Regions from separate parts of the Mus musculus genome. Here region 2 is linked to region 1. A link is a contact called in ENCODE Hi-C or POLR2A ChIA-PET data. All regions are on one chromosome and are shown on one strand. Each heading gives the region's core, a stretch centred on a gene start or an enhancer-like site at or near the end of the contact. The rest is flanking DNA. Distances are from core to core; before and after follow the strand shown.

Region 1 (6,948 bases), core at 2,414-4,913:
TGGGTCTATGGTCAGCAGTACAGCCGCTGAGGAACCAGGGGGTATGGCTTGGCAGTGAACACTTGCATAGCATGCAGCAGGCCCTAAGTCTCTTCCCGAGGACCACAAAACAACCACCATAAAAACAAAGGTCCTGTATCTCTTGATGACCCTCTCCAACCTTCCCTCTGCACACCCCGGAAGCTGCTTTCTCTATTCTCACTAAGTTCCCATATACTAAAAAGAAAACTGGTTCTGCTCATCACTGACAGTCCTACTATGCCTTTCATTCAACAACACTACTGCTATTTAACTAAAACAACAACAACAAAACCAAACCAAACAAACAGACCCATACAATTGGAGGGGAAATCTCTGAGCATTTACTTTTGGGAATAAAATTTCACAGAGTAGCATCCAAGGCAGAGAGCTGGTCACACAGGCTAAGGATCCCACTTTTCGAGGTAGAAGGGCCCAGAGTTCAAGGCTAGCTCGGGTTGTAGAATAGAACCTGCTTCAGAACACTAGGAGGGGAGGGCGAGCCAAATGCCAATGCAGGTTTACGTGCACGAGGACTGAAACTTACCCAGCCCGTGCTTTAAGAGGTAAACAGTATTAAAGCCTTGTTACCACGCTGCTCCAAGGCTCAGACTGGAGCAGCCTCTACACCTGCCTGGTAATCACCACCACTTGAATTCTCTGGAGCCCCCACCCCACCCCCGGGAAGGCAGTGTAACACCATACTGAGACTGCTCGTTACCTTCTCTTGTTTTCCTGGCCATCAAGGTGCAGCTGGTCTTCCTCCGCCACTGTTCTTTTCTTCTTCTCCTTGAGGGCGTTCAGGACAGTCTCCTTTGCACAAGGATCTGGGGCATTACTTGATGGTGAAGACAGTGTTGTATCGAGTATCTGCTCTGACCTATAATGAAAGACAAGATTCTGGAGACAGGATATTTTAACTCCCATGCACATACAGAACAGAACGGAAACTAGAAGCTAAGCAAGACCTTGGCTCATCTATGTGTAGAAACTACCATGACTACAGGTCAGGCATGGTGGCGTGAGCCTTTAATCCCAACAGTGAGAAGCAGGAGGATCATCCTGAGTTTCCAGACAGCTTGAGCTACTCAGGCAATTTTAGGCCAGCCTGGTCTATGAATGTGTGCATGCCTGCACGCTTGCACACTGGAGAAATGGCTCTGGCATCCTGCATACCCCTAGAGACACAGCTCCAAGGGAAAAAGGCCAGCTGGGGCTTCAACAGCTAGACCCAAACATGATCCCCAGGGTCAGCGAGACTCTGGCCTGAAAGGAAAAAAAGCGAGAGCAATAGAGTCCTGAGGCCTTCTTCTGGTGGTGTCCACACAGGTACAGAAGGTTACTTGCACACACAAGTTTGTATACACAAACACACACACACACACACACACACACACACAGGTACTCACATTGATGAGCGGAATAGCTTGCTGTCTGGAGGGGCAATCCTCACTGTCACTGGGCTGCACACCATCCTGGAGTTCCGTGGAGACAGCACAGCCTTCTTATGGCCACCATTCCAGCAGACGGTTGGAAGTGCCCCAAGCAAGGAATACTGGGCTTGCTGAATGGGATATCGTCTTCGGGGTGTTATAACAAACCGACTGGACAAAGGCCCACAATCTCTGTGGAGAACAGGAGACAGACACTTGATGGAACCACAGTTTTTGTTTTTGTTTTTTTTTAATTTATTTTATTTATATGAGTACACTGTAGCTGTCTTCAGACACACCAGAAGAGGGCATCGGATCCCATTACAGATGGTTATGAGCCACCAAGTGGTTGCTGGGAATTGAACTCAGGACCTCTGGAAGAGCAAGCAGCCAGTGCTAGTAACCACTGTGTCATCTCTCCAGTCTGGAACCACAGTCTTAAAAGAACACCAAATTCAACTGACTGCAGAAACAAGAGGCATTAACACTTCTTTCAACCTCTTATTTTTCTGTTAGACAGTGCTGGTAGCAGAAACTAGGGGTGTGTGCATGCTGGACAAAGCACTCTATGACACTAACAGCTCAGACTTTAAATTTCTCTAAGCAGCAGAGAACGTAGCATTTTTTGGCACATTTCTCCCATTTCATCCAAAGGCAGAAAATATCAGTTGCTTAATGGCTGTCTCTACCACAGACTTCATCAAATTAAGAGGGAAACTGGAAACCTTGCCCACATGGGTACTTCAGAAGAAAAGCACATGCAGTTGGGATGTGTAGGAATAGTTTTTTTTTTTTTCCTTTCCCCCAACTAACCACCAATACACAGCAAAAACCAAACATTAACAGGTATTCACCACCTCAACTAAGCAGACTTATCAAGGCCAGTGAAACGTCTTGTGAAGGAGCTTGCTGCCAAGCTGGAGACCCAAGATCAACCTCAAATTCACGTGGAAAGAGAAAAAGGACTCCAGCAAGCTATCCTCTCATCTCCCTGTGAATATGCAATTTAAAAAGAAAAAAATGCTTTTATCCAGAATCCGGGTTGAGTGTAGTGGAGCACACCGGTAATCCCAGCATTTAGTAGGTGAAGGCAGGAGGGTCAGCAATCCAAAGTCACCCTCATGAGTTCAAGGGACAGCTCAGATACATGAGATCCTGTCTCCGGGGGGGGGGGGGGGGGGAACAAAAACCCAAAGGCTGGGGAATAGGTAGAGGGCAAGCTTGCCTGCTATGACTGAAGCTGTGGGTTCTATCCCAGCACAGCATACAACCTGGTGCAAACCTGTAATCCTATCAGTGAACTCGCTCAGAAGACGAGGCAGGAGGATGAGTTCAAGGACAGGCTCAGCCAAAGAACGGGGTTGAGATTAGACAGCCTATGCCATCAAATACCCTCTCTTAAAAAAAAAAAAAAAGAAAAAGAAAAAAAATAAAGAGAAAAGAGAGTAATGGGAAAAGGGAGGGAAGGGCGTAGAGATAAAAAGAAAGGGAAAAGGCAAAGAAAAGAAAAAGGGGAGGTGAGTTAAATCCGATTTACAGGTTGAGCCCTACGTCAAATCCGCGGCCGCAGAGACCCCACCCTGGGAAGATCGCCGGGGCTTACCGGTGGGGCGGCCTCCGGGAGGGTCGCAAAAGCGGGGTGGGGAGCGCGGGGTAGACGTGGTGGACTCGCTGGACCGCCGAGGCCGGAGGCGGGGAGCGTGCGGGTGGGCGGCGCCCCGGCCTCTCCCTTGGGTCCTGCCGGAGGGCAGGCTCGGGCGGGCCGGGCTTGCCCAGGTAGCTGCCCATGAGTAAGAGCTCAGCCGGGTCGGGGCCTCCCAGCGGGCTGCGGGGTTCGCAGAGGCTACCGTTGACTGGTGACTTGGCCGGAGGCGGTGAAGCGGTGAGAGCTGGCCGCGGGTGACGGCGCGCGTCGCGCACGAAGGACGACAGGGCCCTCGGGCCGCGGGGTTCTCGGCTCAGGCCCCACCAGGCCGCGCTCGCCCCCACGGCCAGCCAGGCCAGCGCGGCCGCCGCGGGCACCAGGTAGAGCGCGAGGCCGAGCAGCGCTAGGCCGAGGGCCGCAGCACCCGCCGGTCCTCCGTAGCCGCGGGCCCGGCTCCGGCCTTCCCGTCCGCCCAACGGGGGCCGCCGCCGCTCGCCTCCGTCAGCCGCCGCAGCCGCCGGAGACATCGCGGCTCCGCGCCGCGGAGCGGACTTAAATATCCCAGGGTACACCGCGCCGCGCGCCGCCGCCGACGTCACTGTCGTCGACGCGGCGCGCCGGGTGGAAAGGGGAAACCGCCGCCGCGTGCGGAGCACGGCGCGAGAGCCCTAGTTTGAAAAATTACAGCTTAGGTAGGCGGATCGGTGCACGCCTTGCCTCTCAGAACGCGGGAGGCGGAGGCAAGAGGAGTTCCGTGAGTTTGAGTCCAGCCTGGTTCACAAAGACAGTTCCAGCGCGACATGGAGACATAAAGCCTGTCTCAAAACAGCAAAACTTAAAAAAAAAAAAAAAGAAAGAAAGAAAAGAAGAAAAGTACAGCCCGGTTTTTGACGCTGGAGGTTTCCCTGACGCTCCTGGACTGCAGAGGAGTGATGTTAGAAATCAAGGCACAGAACGGAGATGGGTGGCACGCGCCTGTAATCCCGGCATTTGGGAGGTGAAGGCAGGAGGATCCCGAGTTCTAAGTCAACCTGGGCTACTTAGTGAGACCCTCCCCGTCTAAAACAAAATAAAACCCGATCAGTCAGACCCTGTATTGGAAAAGGCCAATCAGGCCCTGTGTGGAGGCTCACTGTTTATCGCAGCGAGGTCAGTTCCAGGCCTGCTGGAGCAACACAGTGAGACCCTGTCTCAAAATAATTTTTTAAAATGTGTGTTTTGCTTGAATGTATGCTGGGATTACATTCACACCATCACATCTTACACTTGCGTGGAGGTTGAGGGTCAACGGCAAGTGTCTTTCAATCTCCTTTTTTTCTTTTCTTTGTTGTTGTTTCTCGAGACAGGGTTTCTCTGTATAGACCTGGCTGTCCTGGAACTCACTCTGTAGACCAGGCTGGCCTGGAACTCAGAAATCCACCTGCCTCTGCCTCCCAAGTGCTGGGATTAAAGGCGTGCACCACCACCGCCCAGCAAGTCTTTCTCAATTACACTGCACATTATTCTTTGACACAGGGTCTCTCACTAAACCCAGAGCTCACCAACCTGGCTAGGCTGGCTGGCCAAAAAGACCCAAAATCTTTTTGTGCCTACCTCAGTGCTTGGGATTACAGGGGCTCCTACTGTGCTCAAGCAAGCTTGCTCAGCAAGCCCTGTACCAATGGAACCATCTTCCCAGTCCATATTTCCCCCCTTTCCATCCTTCCCTCCGTTCCTCCTTTTGTTTGTTTCTTCTTTTTTTGAGGATGATAGACTGAGAGCTATTCCTCCACAATCAAGAGTAAGATAAGACTAGACTTGGGGAGGGAAGGCTAGATGGATGAGGGAGAAGCGGGGAGAGGCAGGGATTAGAGTTTAGAGACGATGCATATTGTTAATAAAACTAGCTGAACTGGTAAATGACAGTGAGTACAGTGGGCACTGGTGATAGTTAAGAAACAGGGTGGTCCTGCTCAGTGCCATTCTTAGTTTCTGAGGTGTAATCCAGTAGGGGTTTGTTGTGTATCGGCCACTAGAGGGCAGTCCCAGGCTTATCCATTAAAGCACAAACACACACAGCCTTATCTGTCCACCTTGGTTTTATGCAGTGGTTCTCAACCTTCCTAATGCTTTAACCGTTTTATTCAGTTCTTTATGTTGTGGTGACATCCCCCAACCCCCAAACTATAAAGCTACCTCCTAAGTGTAATTTTGCTACCGTTATGATTTGTAGTGTAGATGATGTTTTCTCGATGGTCTTGGGGTGGAGGGGTCAGTACCCACAAGTTGAGAACCACTGGCCTTATGGTCTCACTGAAGCACTGCCTAAAGGACACACGACCAGGCTACCCGACGCTTGTACTTGTCCTTTGAAAATCGTAGTTAGGGCTAGAGAGATGGCTCAGAGGTTAAGAGCACTGACTGCTTTTCTAGAGGTCCTGAGTTCAGTTCCCAGCATCCACATGGTAGTAGCTCACAACCATATGCAATGGGATCTGATGACCTCTTCTGGTGTGTCTGGAGACAGCAACAATGTGCTCACATAAGTAAATAAATCTTTTTTTTTTTTTTTTTAAGAAAATTGTTAACAAAACGGCAAAGTGAGTCAAGTCTGCTGGGAATCCCAGCCTACTCCTTCAGTCTCCCCCCCCCCCCATTTCCCTACAGAGAGGGAGTGAACAGAACTGAATGCTCCTATTTAGGAAGTAGAGGCAGGAGAATGAACAGGGCAAGGCCAGGACAACCTGGGTTACAGGACACCCTGCCTCACCCTTCTCCCCAAAGGAAGGTTGGAGAGATGCTCACTAGGTTGGGGTTTGTCCACCTGACACAAACCTAGGCATGTCTGGGAAGAAACCTCAACTGAGAAAATGCCTCCATCAGGTTGCCCGCAGGGTATTTTCTTGGCTAATGATTAAGGTGGAAGAAGGCCCAGACCGACGTGAGAGGTGCCACCTTTGGGCAGGTTGTCCTGAGGATGGATGGATTATAAGTGTGTGTGTGTGTGTGTGTGTGTGTGTGTGTGTGTATGCCTGTGTCTGCGTGCGTGTGTTTGTGTGTGTGCGTGCACTGTGAAGAGCAAGCAGCTTTCTTTTACCGTCTCTGCTTTAGTTCCTGCTTGCTGAATCCCTTCAATGACAAACTATGATGTAGAAGTGTGAGCCAAATAAAACCCTTCCCCCACACCCCCCCATGTGATTCCTGGTCATGCTTTGTTCCTCTCACAGCAACCAAAACCCAACCTAGTAAGTTTGCTTTACTTTCATCGCTAGAACCCAGGTTAAAGCCCAGTTGCTGGGGCTGGAGAGGTGGCTCAGCGGTTACCAGTGCCAACTGCTCTGCCACAGGTCCTGAGTTCAATTCCCAGCAACCACATGGTAGCTCACAACCATCTGTAATGGAATCCAATGCCTCTTTCTTTCTTTCTTTCTTTCTTTCTTTCTTTCTTTCTTTCTTTCTTTCTTTCTTGAGACAGGGTTTCTCTGTGTAGCCCTGGTTATCCTGGAACTCACTCTGTAGACCAGGCTGGCCTTGAACTCAGAAATCTGCCTGCTTCTGCCTCCCAAGTGCTAGGATTAAAGGCGTGCGCCACCACCTCCTGGCTTGCTTTTTCTTTCTTTTTTTTTAAACTTATTTTTTTATTTATATGAGTACACTGCAGCTGTCCTCAGACACACTAAAAGAGTGCATCAGGCTGGGCGGTGATGGCACACTGGTCTACAGAATGAGTTCCAGGACAGCCAGGGCTACACAGAGAAACCCTGTCTCAAAAAACAAACAAACAAACAAAAAACAACAACAAAAAGCCCAGTTGCAGCATGGGTGGTGGTGATGGGGCATGCCTTTAATCCTTGTACTCAGGAGGCAGAGCCA
Region 2 (6,948 bases), core at 3,103-5,602, 130 kb after region 1:
AGCAGAAGCTGATGCAGAGGCCATGGAGGGATGTTCTTTACTGCCTTGCTCAGCCTGCTCTCTTATAGAACCCAAGACTACCAGCCCAGAGATGGCACCACCCACAAGGGGCCTTTCCCCCTTCATCACTAATTGAGAAAATGCTTTACAGTTGGATCTCATGGAAGCATTTCCTCAACTGAAGCTCCTTTCTCTGTGATAACTCCAGCTGTGTCAAGTTGACACAAAACTAGCCAGTACAGTATGTATGTGCGTGGTGTGTGTGTATGCATGTATGTGTGTGTGTGATATGTATGTGTGTGCCACCATACCGGGTTTTGGAGTTTTTTGTTTTGTTTTGTTTTGGTTGGTTGGTTTTTTGAGACAGGGTTTCTCTGTGTACCCCTGGCTGTCCTGGAACTCACTCTGTAGACCAGGCTGGCCTTGAACTCAGAAATCCACCTGCCTCTGCCTCCCAAGTGCTGGGATTAAAAGCATGTACCACCACTGCCCGGCTGGTTTTTGTTTCTTTGTTTGCCTGATTAATTTTTGTTTTGTTTTGAGACTGGGTCTCACTATGGAGCCCTAGCTGGCCTTGGAATTCTCTCCATGGACCTCGGAACCCACAGAGCTTGAGACTGACCTCTCTGCCTGCTAAATGCTAGAACTGAAGGCGTGGGCCAGCTCTCCCAGTTGTTCGTCTGCTTCAGCATGGGCTCTAGGGATCAAGACTTGGGGTCTCCAACTGAGCCATTTTCCTAGCCCACTGGTTTAAGACGAGAGTCTCACCATGTAGTTTAGGCTGGCCTGGAAATTGCAATCCTCCTGCCTCAGCCTCCCTGATGCAGGGGTTAGATGTATGTGCTACCACACCAGGAAGACTGCTGGCTTGTCACTTCACATGACTTCAGCCTGCATCTTTCCCAATAGGACATGTTCCCTATACACACCTCTCTGGGCTTCCATTCTGTGCTCAGCATTTGTTCATATCTTTCCAAACCTGCTGATGTCATTGAATGAGGATCTCTTCGTTTCCTTCTCTTTGTCCATATAGATCATTATTATTCTTATTTATTTATTTAAATTTACTGACCAATTCATGGAGGGGAATATGCATGCCAGAGTGCTCAAGTGGAGGTCAGAAAACAACTTTCCATCCACCATGTGATTTCCAAGGATCGAACTTAGGTTGCCAGGCTTGGCTGCAAGCACCTTTTCCCTCTGAGCCCTCTCACTGGTCCCCTTCTCATTGCTTTGCTATTATGTGTAAAGAAAATGTTGGGAAAGCCATGTGTGTGGCCAATCCACTTCACCTCCCCAGTCCTCTGTTACACTTCAAAAGATAGTCGTCAGGGCTGAGAAGCCATGAGTTCAATCCCCAGCGCTGCCAAGCAAAAGAAGTGAACAAAACAAAACAAAAAAAACCCTAGAAGGGTTTATGAAATATGGTCTCTCCAGCATTCTGGAAAGGTGAGGAAGACTGAGTTCTGGGCCAGCCTGGGCTACATAGTGAGAGTCTGACACAAAAAACCTCAAAGGGGGCTGGAGAGATGGCTCAGTGGTTAAGAGCACTGCCTGTTCTTCCAGAGGTCCTGAGTTCAATTCCCAGCAATTGGAGAGTTTTGGGGGCCACTTCTAGAAACTTGGCAGGAACTAGACGTTGGGCCAGGACAGGGAGGTAGGCTGTAATATCTTGGTCATCCTGATAAGCCCCTAGAAACAGTGATCTTGAGACTTTGTTTATTGCCTTGTTTGTCCCTTGATTATTTTTGTTTATTGTCTTCTTTGTTCCTTAACCTAGAGCTGACCTTATTATTTGTATGTACTTAAATTGGTATAAAAGCAGACTGGGAAAAAATAAACCCGATTCAGCCTCAGAACAGGCTGGGGGCACGCTACAGTGTTGTCTAACTGTCTTTTTAATCCTCACTCCCTCTCTGGAGAACCTGCTGAATGACTGAGTTGCCTTGGTCAGGCTCACAACCATCTATAATGGGGGCTGGTGGCTTCTTCTGGCATGAAGGTGGACATGCAGACAGAACACTCATATACATAAAATAAAAATAAATCTAAAAAGGAAGGAAAGATTTAAAAAAAAAAATGTGTTCTGGGGGCTGGCAAGATGGCGTAGGAGGTAAAGGTGCTCACCACATAAGCCTGATGACTTGAGTTCAATATTCGGATCCCAGGCAAAGGTGGAAAGAGAGCCAACTCCATGCAGATGTTCTCAAACCTCCACAGCTGCTTAATGGCGCATGTGCATCCGCACATTTGTAAATACGTGTGTTTACACATAATACACATAAACTATTTAAAATAGCTTATTGGGCTGGAGAGATGAGTCAGCAGCTAAGAGCACTTGCTGCTCTTGTAGAAGACCCAGGGATTCTTGGCAAGATGGTGGCTCACAACCATTTGTAATGCCAGTTTCAGAGCACCCAATGCTCTTATCTAATCTCTGTGGGTACCAGGCATATATGTTGTACAGTGTATGTGTGTATGTATGTATATATGCAGGCAAAACATCCATATATGCAAAATAAATTTTTAAAAAATTGAGACATATTCTCTCTACTCAACCCTGCCTGTTCTAGATTTTGTAGATCAGGCTAGCCCCACAGAGATCTGCCTGCCTCTGCGTCTCAAGTGCTAGGATTAAAGGCATGTGCCATAATGCCTGGCTAATAAATGTTAAGAATTTTTTTAAAATGTAGCTTATTTTTTCACTGACCCAGTGAGGCAGAGAAGGATAGATGGGGCTGTGTGTGGCATCTTGAGGGAACTCTCTCTTCTGCCACCATGTCAAGGACACATTTGTTATACATCTCCCTTCTCTGCATGTTCCCCTGCCCCTGCCCACCCAACCTTTCTCTCCCACAAACAAACACTTTGGCCGGGCAGTGGTGGCACAGGCCTTTAATCCCAGCACTTGGGAGGCAGAAGCAGGCAGGCAGATTTCTGAGTTCAAGGTCAGCCTGGTCTACAGAGTGAGTTCCAGGACAGCCAGGGCTACATCTAGCTGTAGCCTATCTCAAAAAACCAAACCAAACCAAACCAAACCAAACCAAACCAAACCAAACCAAACCAAACACCACTCTGGTGTTTAGCACAGCATGGACCTCCATGCTGAAATCATTTTCAGAAAGTTTTAGCTAGATTGTAGAGACACATTCGTGTCATCCTAGCACTGGGGGATTGAAATGGGGCATCAAGAGGACTAGGTTAGCTTCAGTTCCATAGTGAGTTCAAGGCTAGCCTGAGCTGTGTGAGACTCTATCTTAAAGAAGGGGTTTATAGTGTTCTTTTCTTCTCTCTTCTTTTCTTCTCTTTTCTCTTCTCTTCTCTTCTCTTCTCTTCTCTTCTCTTCTCTTCTCTTTTCTTTTCTTCCTGTTTTGTTTTTTTAAGACAAGTTTTCTCCGTGTACCCCTGGCTGTCCTGGAACCCATTCTATAGACCAGGCTGGCCTCAAACATTCTGCCTCTCAAGAGATGGAACTAAAGGTGTGCAACACCACCATCTGGTTTATAATTGTCTTCACATAAATGTGTGTGTGTGTGTGTGTGTGCGTGTGCGTGTGCGTGTGCGTGTGCGCCTGTGCGCCTGTGCGCCTGTGCGTGTGCGCGTGCGCGTGCGCGTGTGTGTGCGTGTGTGTGCGTGTGCGTGTGTGTGTGCGTGTGCGCCTGTGCGTGTGCGCGTGCGCGTGCGCGCGCGTGTGTGTGTGTGTGTGTGTGTGTGTGTGTGTGTAAAACTTGCAGGAGCTGATTCTTTCCTTCTTCTGTGGGACCTGGAGATGGAGCTCAGGCTCTTAAGTTCTGGGATAACAATTGCGGCGCATCACACCACACTCTACCCTTCCTGGTACACTTTCAAGATGGCCAACACTGCATCTTCATCTACATCCGTATTTCTGACCTTCACACACCTAGTTCCCACCTCTTGTATTCCTTACAGTGAACTCGCTCATTAAGTCTCACTTTTTTTCCCCATGCATTCTGGGGTTTCATTTCACACAACAAGGTCTGGATTCTGTCATTCAATGCACAAAAGGTCAGCGTCAAATGGGAGGGCAAGGACCAGGGCGAGGGATATAGCTGAGTTCTCCATACAAAGCCATTTAAGCTCTAGTTTAAAACAAAACAAAACAAAATTTAAAAATAAATAAATAAAAAGCCCAGTGCGTGAGTCAAACAAAACAAACCCACAAAACATTCCAGCCCCCAGGACACAACGCCGTCTGGGACTTTTGCAGTGGCATGGTCACTTCCCCAGCTTCTCTTTAGCTCGAGCCTGGTCCTTCCAATCCCACCTGTCACTGCTGCTGGCTCCCTGTGACTTCTCTGAAGCTGAGAGGCACTGTACAGTTCCAAGTACTCTCACAAGTAGCTGGAGATGATTAATCCCGCCTCCCTGGGCTCTTTCTACTATTTTTAGGCATCCCTTGATGTTGTGGTTACAGAAGGCTGAGCCTTGACCACTCAGCCACTCAGCCCCTATTTATCATTTCATCATTCACATCCCAGCCTCCTCTGCTCCAAAAGTAACTTGAACTCTGCAATCAAGTGTGATTCATCCCCGGCTCCAGCGTCTGGCTCTGCAGACCTATCTGGCTCAATAGTGAGCGCCGGGGAGGGCATGCTGACATTCCAAAGACCTCACTCATTCCAACTTCAGTGGATCTCAGTAGCACAAGCAAAGAAGACAACAAGATGACAGGTCCCACCCTCAAGGGACCAGACAGCCTCCCTGAGTGGAGCAACTCATTCCGCGCCTGGCACAGCAAGCCCTAAAAATGTTATCCGCTGATTGATTGACATGGTGATCAGAACATGGTACCAAGAACGTAGCCACAGGGGAAAGACAACAGCAAAACCAACCAGAAGGGCTTACGGGATTACAGGCACCTTGGCAAAGAGAACCCTAGATTATCCCTCATTGGGGACATGAATATTCCAGCCCTAAAGAAAGACAATAGCTGCTGCCTCACCTAGGGAATGAGAAAAATTGCCATTTTGGGATGATTTACCAGGCTGGGGATGAAATCAAGGACACATACACTGGACAAGTGCTGTACTGCTGACCCACACCCTCAGTCCCTCCCTGGGGGATTCTAGGCAGGGGCTCTACCACTGAGCCACGCCCCCAGCCCCTCCCTGGGGGATTCTAGGCAGGTGCCCTATCTACCTCCATCTTGCTGCCCCAGCATGGAAAGGTGTTTGTTGTTGTTTTGGGCATTTGGGGGGGGGGGAGGAAGGTTGTTATTGTGGTTATGTTTGAGCTTTTTCTTGAATAATTTTCTAAAATACCAATAATCATCATTACATTTTTTGTAGCCATGTTGTACACACTTATAATCCTAGCACTCAGGAAGCTGAGACGGGATCACTGTGAATATGATGTCAGTCTGGGTTAGAACAGTGAGTTTCAAGCCAATGAATATTAAGAGTGTGAGAACTTGCCAGGCAGTGGTGGCGCATGCCTTTTATCCCAACATTTGGGAAGCAGAGACAGGAGGATCTCTGAGTTCAGTACCAGCCTGGTCTACAGAGTGAGTTCCAGGACAGCCAGGGCTACACAGTGAAACTCTGAAAAAAAAACAAAGTGTGTGTGAACTTGTCTCTTTAAAAAAAACAAAACAAAGCGAGACAAAAGCTACAGCTGTTTGTATGCTGTGGTGGTTTATGTTGTTGTCCCCTTGACAGGCTCAAGAATCATCCAAGGGACAAACCTTCAGGCACAGCTGTGAGGAACTCTTCAAATGGGGTAAATGAAATGGCAAGACCCACCCTAATGTGGGCGCCACCATTCCCTAGGCTGGAGGCCTTTACTAAATAAATAGAAGGCAGGCTGAACTCCAGCAGCCATCTCTCTCTCTCCTCTCTGCTTCCTGAGCTTCCTGACCGTGGTTGCCATGTGACCAGCCATCTCACGCTCCGCCATGTTCTCCCCACCCTAGGGTGCTGTACCGAGGAACTGTGAGTCGAAACAAACACTTCTTTTCTTCCTTCCTTTTTCTTTCTTTCTTCCTCTTCTTCCTTTTCTTGGAAACAGGGTCTCTCTATTAGTAGCCCTGGCTATGCTAGAGCTTGCTATGGACTTGAACTCACAAAGATCTGCCTGCCTCTAACCCTGTTAGTGCCAGGATTAAAAGTGTGTGCCACCCCATCCAGCAAACCCTTCCCTTCTGAGGTTGCTTTTGCCAGGCATTTTCTCACAGTTGTGAGAAAAGTAACATATGCCAGTCTCTTGATTACCACAGAGGGAAAGATGGTGAAATATACGCTACAAACACAGAGACAAGAATGTTCACTATGTCAGCACTTGGTACAGAAAAAGGTGCTTGTTTTTATTTTTGTCCCAACGGAGACATAAATTCAGCCCCCAAAGAGGTTTAAAACTCCCCCTCTCTGAGAGTTCTATTTTTAGTTTAGAAGAACACTTGAGATACAAAAACAACATTAGCCCAAAAAGGTCAGACTTTCTTATGGTCATTCTGTCTGCCCAGTAGCCCAAAATGAAGAGAAGAGGGGAAAGAGCAGGTGGGGGCTGTCTGCCAGGAGGGGGGCTCAGGCTTCCATGCATGAGTGGTATTTCAGGGCTGAACTCTCTGTCTCTGTCTCTGTCTCTTCCTCTCTCTCTCTCTCTCTCTCTCTCTCTCTCTCTCTCTCTCTCTCTCTCTTAGGCATGGACTGGTTGTTCCCTGCTTTCTACACTTGGCAGTTTCCTTTTCCCCCAGAAAGAGTCCAGGGCCCTGTCCCTCACCACTTGCTCTTGAGAATGGGATAGAGGGGGGAAGGAAGAGGGAGACAGAAGGGGAGAGAGGTTGGCAAAGGGATTATTCAAGGCGAGCTCTCCCCATGTGTTGCCTGGAGTCACCCACAGCATGGCTCCCCTGAGGTTGACAGGGAGGATGCCTGGCTCACCACATTCCAAGACAGGAGTGGGGGTCTTATGCTTAGACCTTTTGTTTGA

The links. Hi-C counts contacts between places; a loop is a spot of excess contacts on that map. ChIA-PET counts read pairs that join two places held with the same protein, here RNA polymerase II (POLR2A).
Region 2: POLR2A ChIA-PET joins it to region 1 with 10 read pairs in Patski. The contact joins the enhancer-like site here to the promoter of Pom121 in region 1. A Hi-C loop is called at or near these places in 1 of 37 maps with a recorded cell type or tissue (left cerebral cortex). POLR2A ChIA-PET finds 5 or more read pairs at or near these places in 1 of 5 experiments (Patski).

What each region holds. Positions count from the first base shown.
Region 1 is chr5:135,390,883-135,397,830 of GRCm38, forward strand. It overlaps Pom121 (nuclear pore membrane protein 121), which reads right to left and starts at 3,664. Exons shown (of 13, transcript NM_148932.2): 1 at 3,055-3,664; 2 at 1,428-1,643; 3 at 740-898. The coding sequence starts at 3,623.
Region 2 is chr5:135,518,024-135,524,971 of GRCm38, forward strand. All of the region lies in intron 1 of Hip1 (huntingtin interacting protein 1), which reads right to left. Among named protein-coding and RNA genes, the nearest start is that of Gm52790, 14 kb to the right of the region's middle. Within about 2 kb of position 4,353, at least 1 of the 3 ENCODE cell types and tissues checked has a DNase peak (open chromatin) inside an H3K27ac peak, as active enhancers do.